2 separate regions of the Homo sapiens genome follow, and region 2 is linked to region 1. Evidence: read pairs that join two places in POLR2A ChIA-PET (ENCODE). Cell type or tissue: IMR-90. All regions are shown on one strand. Links, peaks and the distances in the headings refer to the core of each region. The heading gives the core; the rest is flanking DNA.

The links. ChIA-PET counts read pairs that join two places held together with the same protein. Peaks named below come from ENCODE experiments on the same cell type or tissue, not always from the same donor. Only the 100,000 strongest peaks of a DNase experiment are listed, where the experiment ranks them.
Region 2: POLR2A ChIA-PET joins it to region 1 with 6 read pairs; 2 of 35 experiments call an interaction of 5 or more read pairs at or near these places.

What each region holds. Positions count from the first base shown.
Region 1 is chr14:70,223,556-70,227,191 of GRCh38, reverse strand. It overlaps the pseudogene LOC646548. Among named protein-coding and RNA genes, the nearest start is that of SLC8A3, 36 kb to the right of the region's middle. In IMR-90, for the core only: no CTCF peak of the experiment used is centred there; no DNase peak of the experiment used is centred there; H3K4me3 peaks cover 223 bases.
Region 2 is chr14:70,612,757-70,616,423 of GRCh38, reverse strand. All of the region lies in intron 2 of TTC9-DT (TTC9 divergent transcript), which reads left to right. Among named protein-coding and RNA genes, the nearest start is that of MED6, 14 kb to the right of the region's middle. In IMR-90, for the core only: no CTCF peak of the experiment used is centred there; no DNase peak of the experiment used is centred there.

The DNA.
Region 1 (3,636 bases), core at 1,132-3,631:
ATTGTACTATAGTTTAATAACTATATTTTTCTTCCATTGGGAGAAACTAGGTAAAAGCTGTATGAGATCTCTCTATTATTTTTATAACCACCTATAATTATCTCAATAAAATTTTCAATTGAAAATTTGAATGAGTAGTTTAAAATCTTCCTAAAAAGAAAACAAGCTTTGATGGTTTTATAAGCTAATTCTACCTAACAGTCAAGAAATAAATAACTCCAATGTTGTACCATTGAACATTCTTCAATTCATTTTAAGAGATGGTATAATCATGACACTTAAACCTAAGAAAGAGGGCACAAGAAAGAAAATTATAGCTTGCCCTCAATAATGACCATGGATTTAAAAATCCTACACAAATATTAAGTCAGATACAGCAATGTATAAAAAAGACAGTACATTACAACCAAGTTGAATTTATTTTAGTAATGCAATATTGTTTCAACATTTGAAAATCAATATAATTCAGCATATTAAAGATTAAGGAAGAAAGACTATATAATCAGATCCAATAATGCAATTACTTGGCTAAAATCTAACATCTATTCATAATTTAAATAAAAAACAACCATTAGCAAACTAAAATGAACCTACAACAAACATCATACTTATCTGTGCAACAATGAAGCATTCTCTTTAAGATTTATTACAAGACACAGATTATGTATTATCACTTTCATTAATCATTGTTCTGGAGTTCCAAGCCAGCACAGTAGGCAAGAAAAGAAATAAATGTATAAGGATTGAAAAAAAAAAGTAAAACTGTCATAATTTACAAAGGTTGTGATTTTCTTTGTAGAAAATCCAAAATAATCCACAGATAAATTACTCAATTAAGAGCAATTAGAATGTTTATTACATAAAATACAGTTACATAAAATAATTATGTTTTATTATGGCCACAAGAAACTAAAAATAATATTTACAGGATCCTCAATATGTAAGTACCTAGAAAAAGCTAGCAAAGGTACACAAGACCTTTACTAAGGAAATTATAACTCTTTCACAAATTAGTTACCAAAACAAGAGATACAGCATATTCACGGATTGGAAGACAATATTATAAAGATGTCAGTTCTCTGTTAAATTGATGTATTTATTTACTGCAATTCCAGTGAAAACTTTAAAAAGTATTTTGCTGATATCGAAATGGGAAAGTTCACTTGTGCCCCTAGAAGGGTGTGCGATGGGGGTGTGGCTTGCTTCTTAGGTGCCTGGATGCTCAAACCTCTAGCAGGATCATGCAGATGGGTAGGTTGTGGGGCTCTGAACCCAAGGCAGCGTCTAGGGGTGAATGTTTACAGCTGAAGCCCTAGTGGGCGTGTGTTACAGTATGCTCTTTCAGTTTAGCTGTCCGTAGGTGGCTTGTGTTAGCTCAATTAGACCCCTTCCCTTATCTGTCCCTTAAGGACAGGGGGCTTTCTGTATCCCAGGGTTTCCTGCCTTGGTGTACAGGAAGAATTAGATTACACATGGGTTTGAAAAATGAGTGCAAGGTTTTATTGAGTGGAAGTAGCTCTCAGCAGATGGGGGAGCCAGAAGGGAGATGGAGTGGGAAAGTGGTTTTCCCCTGGAGTTGGGTGCTCAGCAGCCGGGCTCTCCTCCGACGCCCCAGCCGAACTCCACGTTGTTCCACCAGTCTCCTGCCAGCATCTGTCGGTGTGCTCTTATGCCCATGTGTTCCTCTCAACGTCCAGCTGCTTGTGTCTCTGCCCACTAGGGTCTTGGGGTTTTTATAGGCACAGGATGGGGGTGTGGCAGGCCAGGTGGTCTTGGGAAATGCAACATTTGGACATGAAAACAGAAATGTCTGTCCTCACCTAGGTCTGTGACCGCAAGCCTGAGGTGGAGCCCTAGCCAGGGACCATGCCCTTCCCTTCCTAGCATTTCCCTGCGCCCCCGTACCAATATTACGGGAAGAATACTGTGGAAGAATAAAGTGCCAAAAACAGCCAAGACACTCTTGAGAAAAAACTTCAAGATTGGAGGAATACCTATCAGTTACAGCGAGTCTTTATATAACTCTAGTAATTAGGGAGAGTGTGCTATTAGTGGAGATGTAGACAAGTATTTCAGAAGAATAGAATGGAAGCCTTGGAAAAACTCATCCAAATATTGAAACTTGGTATATAATAGGGTTGACAGCAGATAAATAGAAAAAGGATATTTCTTCCATAAATGATGCTGTAATAATGGATAAAACAACTCACATTATACACAAAAATTAATATTTATCAGATGGCTCATGAATCTAAATGTCAAAGGCAACTATAAAAGTTCTCCAGGACCTTTATACACGCTGGTCCTTGTGTTCAGAATGTTCTGTTATAACCTCTGTCTGCTTAACTGCAACTCACCCTTCAGATTTCAGCTTATATATGACCTCCTCAAACAAGCCTCCTTGGTTGTCCAGGCTTAATTAGATTCTCTTGTTATAAGTGCTCAGAGGTCCTCTCCTTTGTTTTTTCCAAACTCTTTCTTTGAGATATACTTTACATAAAATAAAGTGAACAAATCTTAAGTGTTTAGCTTGATGGATTTTTTTACGTAGGTAAATGCCTGCGTAACCACCACCCAGGTCAAGACACACAAGATGCTTCTCTTAAGTTTAGGCACTTGATTTCTTTCTATTGTCAAATAAAAGAGGAGGCAGCGAGGATTAGATGGAAGTTTTGCTAACTGGTCCTGGAAAAAAAAAAGCCTATTTACACTACTCAAAGCAACTTCTAATTTAAAAATTATGTCACTTCCACACTCTCCATTCTCTTGTGGGTCTATTTTTATATGAATTCCATTCTTATTTCAATATTATAAACTTACCATATCCTCATATACGATTCTGAAGGTACCCTTTCCATGTATTTATTCAGTATTGTCATTTTTCTTTTGAGAAATTTTTCCTTTTTTAATAAATATTTTTCTTCTAGATGACTTTCAGAAATCATTTTATCAAACAGCCATAAAATCATGAAACATTCTAGGAACATGTCGTACCTTTAGTTTGCTTAAATTTTTTCATTCATGTCCTTAGTGGCAGAAATTGCTATGTGAATTCTGGTCACTGGAATGTGGATTAAATTGACATATGGGATGTCCAGCCCAGCCTTGCCCCTAAATTCAGTGTCCTTCCGCCTCAATGTCCTTCCCCTCAAAATTCTCCATACTCATTTCCCCATTTGACATGGCTGGAATAAAGATGGAAACGACCTCATATCAATTTTGGAAGCCATGTATTGGAGATAGGGGAGCCACAGTGATACAGACAGGGGGCGACCAAGGGTCCCCGGCAAAACCCGCCTTCAAGCCTAAAACAGCCTGAAGGCCGAAAAATCGGATTACTGACCTGGAGAAATCTCCCATTGGCCTACGCGCTGGGAGGAAGCGGTGGGGCCTCGGGAAGCTGCCGCTGTTTGCATGGGGAGGAGTCGGCCCCTCCCGTTCCTGTGCGGTAACCGGCAAGTTAGTCTGTGACGTGGGGGCCTGTTAACAGGAGCCCCTCTCACTCAGGAGCCCCTCTCACTTTGTTGAGAATCTTTTTCCTTTTCACCCAATACATTCCGTAACTTCTCACCCTTCAAAGTGTCTCCGTGCCTAATCTTTCCTCGTCGTGTCGCAAGAACCGAGTTTTTCCTACAA
Region 2 (3,667 bases), core at 379-2,878, 390 kb before region 1:
ATCTAATCGTAACTTTATACCTATTGACCAACCTCTCTTATCCTCCCTTCCTCATTTCTCTCCCCAGTATGTGGTAACCACTGTTCTGCTGTTTCTATGATACCAATTTTTTTTTTTTTTTTTTTTTTTTAGATTTCACATATGAACCATGCAATATTTCTCTTTCTGTGTCTGGCTTATTTCACTTAACATGATGTCCTCCAGGTTCATCTATGTCATCACAGATGACAAGATTTCATGCTTTTTTATGGCTGAATAATATTCCATTGTGTCTATATACCGCATTGTCTTTTTCTTTTTCTTTTTTTTTTTTTTTTTGTTTTTGAGATGGATTCTTGCTCTGTCACCCAGGCTGGAGTGCAGTGGCACCATCTTGGCTCACTGCAACCTCCGCCTCATGGGTTCAAGCCATTCTCTGCCACAGCCTCCCGAGTAGCTGGGATTACAAGCACCCACCACCACGCCCGGCTAATTTTTTTTTTTTCTTTTTTGTATTTTTAGCAGAGACGGGGTTTCACCATGTTGGCCAGGCTGGTCTTGAACTCCTGACCTTGTGATCCACCCGCCTCAGCCTCCCAAAGTGCTGGGATTACAGGTGTTAGCCACTGCGCCCGGCCTTCACATTTTCTTTATCCATTCATTTGTTATTGGACATTTAGGTTAATTCTATATCTTGTTGAATTCGGCTGTGAATCCATCTGGTCCTGGATGGAGATTTTTTGTTAGAATTTAAAATTACTGATTCAATGTCATTACTCATTATTGGTCTGTTCAGGGTTTCTATTTCTTCCTGGTTCAATCTTGGAGGGTTGTATGTTTCCAGGAATGTATCAATTTCCTCTAGGTTTTCTAGTTTGTGTACATAAAGGTGTTCATAGTACTCTACGAGGATCTTTTTTATCTCTGCGATATCAGTTGTAATACCACTTTTCACATTTTTGGTTGCATTTATTTGAATCTTCTCTTGTTTTTTCTTGTTTAACTAGAAGTCTATCAATTTTGCTTATCGTTTCAAAACACTAGCTTTTTGTTTTGTTTATCTTTTGTGTCATATTATTGGTCTTGATCTCATTTAGTTCCTTTCTCATCTTTGTTTTCTTCCACTAGCTTTGAATTGTTCTTGTTTTTCTACTTCCTTGAGGTGTGACATTAGGTTATTAATTTGAGATCTTTCTATCTTTTGATGTAAACATTAAATGCTATAAACTTTCCACTTAACACTGCTTTTCCTCTATCCCAGAGGTTTTGGTATATTGTATCTTTATTTTTATTTCTTTTGAAGATTTTTTAAAATTTCTGCCTCAGTTTAATTGTTTACCCAAAAGTCATTCAGGAGCAAGTGGTTTAGCTTCCAAGTTTGTGTAGTTTTGAAAGTTCCTCTTGCTATTGATTTCTAATTTTATTCCACTATGATCTAAGAAGATACTTGATATGATTTAGTTTTTTTTTAATTTATTGATACTTGCTTTGTAGCCAAACATATAGTCAATTTGGGAAAATATTCTGTGTAGAGATGAGAAGAACGCAAATTCTATGGTTGTTGGATAGGATGTTCTTTAGATGTCTATTAGGTCCATTTGGTCTAGAGTCCAGTTGAAATCCAGAGTTTCTTCATTGATTTTCAGCCTCAGTGATCTGTCTAGTGCTGTCAGTAGGATGTTGAAGTCCTCCACTATTATTGATATTCTGTTGAAGCCGCACAAAATGGATTAAGATACCCCCAGTATCCAAACATAGGGAAATGCTTGCAAAACTTTGAATATGTCGGGATGCTTTATGCTCACATATTTCTTTTCCTCTTCCTTTCTCCTTTCTTGTTCTCTCTCAAATGTCATCTTGTATGTGAAACCATTGCTGAAAACCCCACCTCGTTGCCCTCATTATTTTCTAGGTAGAATATTTTAATGCCTAGAGTATAGTAATTGTATAATAATAAATATTCACAATGATTAATTTTCGAACAAATAAACAAATGGGTATGCCCCTCATTCACTGGTAGGGAAATTTTTGGCAGGAGCAGTGGCTCAAGCCTGTAATCCCAGCACTTTGGAAGGCCAAGGTAGGAGAATTCCTTGAGTCCAGGAGTTTGAGACCAGCCTGGCAACATAGTGAGAATCCATCTCTACAGTTTTTTTTTTAAAGTTAGCCTGGAATGATGGTGCATGCCTGTAGTCCCAGCTACTCAGGAGGCTGAAGTGGGAGGATTGCTTGAGCCTGGGAGGTTGTGGCTGCTGTGAGCCATGATTGTGCCACTGTACTGTAACCTAGGTGACAAAGTGAGACACTATCTCAGAAAAAAAAAAAAAAAGGAAAAGTTGTTTGTTTGTTTCTAAGGCTACACCCCTGTCTAGGAGAGCTTGTTCCTTCCTAATGGGTTTCAATTACCACCTCTACACAACTAACTTCTAAAGAAGTTCCAGTTCTATATCTCTTATTGCTTGACAGATATTCTGGTGGGAGAAATAAACCAGAAGCAGGGATAGTAATCAGGAGTCTATTACAATAACCTAAGTGAGAGGTAGTAAGAATGAAAACTGGGGACACGGCCAGGCGTGGTGGCTCACGCCTGTAATCCCAGCACTTTGGGAGGCTGAGGCGGGCGGATCACGAGGTCAGGAGATCAAGATCATCCTGGCTAACACAGTGAAACCCCGCTCTACTAAAAATACAAAAAATTAGCTGAGTGTGGTGGTGGGTGCTTGTAGTCCCAGCTACTCGGGAGGCTGAGTCAGGAGAATGGCGTGAACCTGGGAGGTGGAGCTTGCAGTGAGCCGAGATCGGGCCATTGCACTCTAGCCTGGGAAACAGAGCGAGACTCCGTCTCAAAAAAAGAAAAAAGAAAAGAAAAGAAAATTGGGGACAGGTTTAAGAGATATCTGAGCTATGAGTTGCCTCCAAGGCAGACGGTGGAGACTCTTGCCAGCACTCTGAAATTACACAGTATGTGCTGCTGCCTACTTTTCCTGTGGTGAAGACTGACACAGTGAATGCTGACAGGACTGAGGAAGGTCAAATATTTTCAGAGCCCCATTCTTTTTTCCTTTATTTTTCTTTTCAAAGTCTGACGGGTAGGGAATCAGCAGAGTTAGGAAATGAAAAAGAAAATTTCAGTTTCTCTTTTCTGTACCCAAGCCCTGGGTCTGATGTTTGGTCTTTGCTTCCCAGATATATAAAATCAAAATAGCCAGTGCCCCTAGAAATTGCCTGACATTAAGCCAAAGCATTCCCTTATGCTTTTTATTCACAATGTATGGCTTTTGGCAGATTGGCATGCAGGACACCTGAATCCACCTCCATTTATTATCAGATATGGATATTCTTGGAGTGTGGGTCCAGGACTCAGTCCCATGTGTGATCTTTCAGGCCCTCCACAGGCAATTACAAGGTGATGCATGGCAGGCCTCATAGGAGAAGCTGCTCTCCCCACATCTGACTTGTTGTACCACCAGTGCCTTGTAGTTTTCTGGAGGGAGTTGCAGTTGAGGACCTAGGCCCCTTTGAGCTGCAATGCTAGTATGCATAACTGCATTCCCAGCTCAGGCACCTCCATTCAGAAGCCTCTTGACTGGGGCCTCTCTTGAGACACTTCCCAGGCACCTTTGCTGAGACCTTGTTATTGTGGGCCTTGGCTGAGACAGTTTTATCCACTTTGACTCCAGACCTTTTC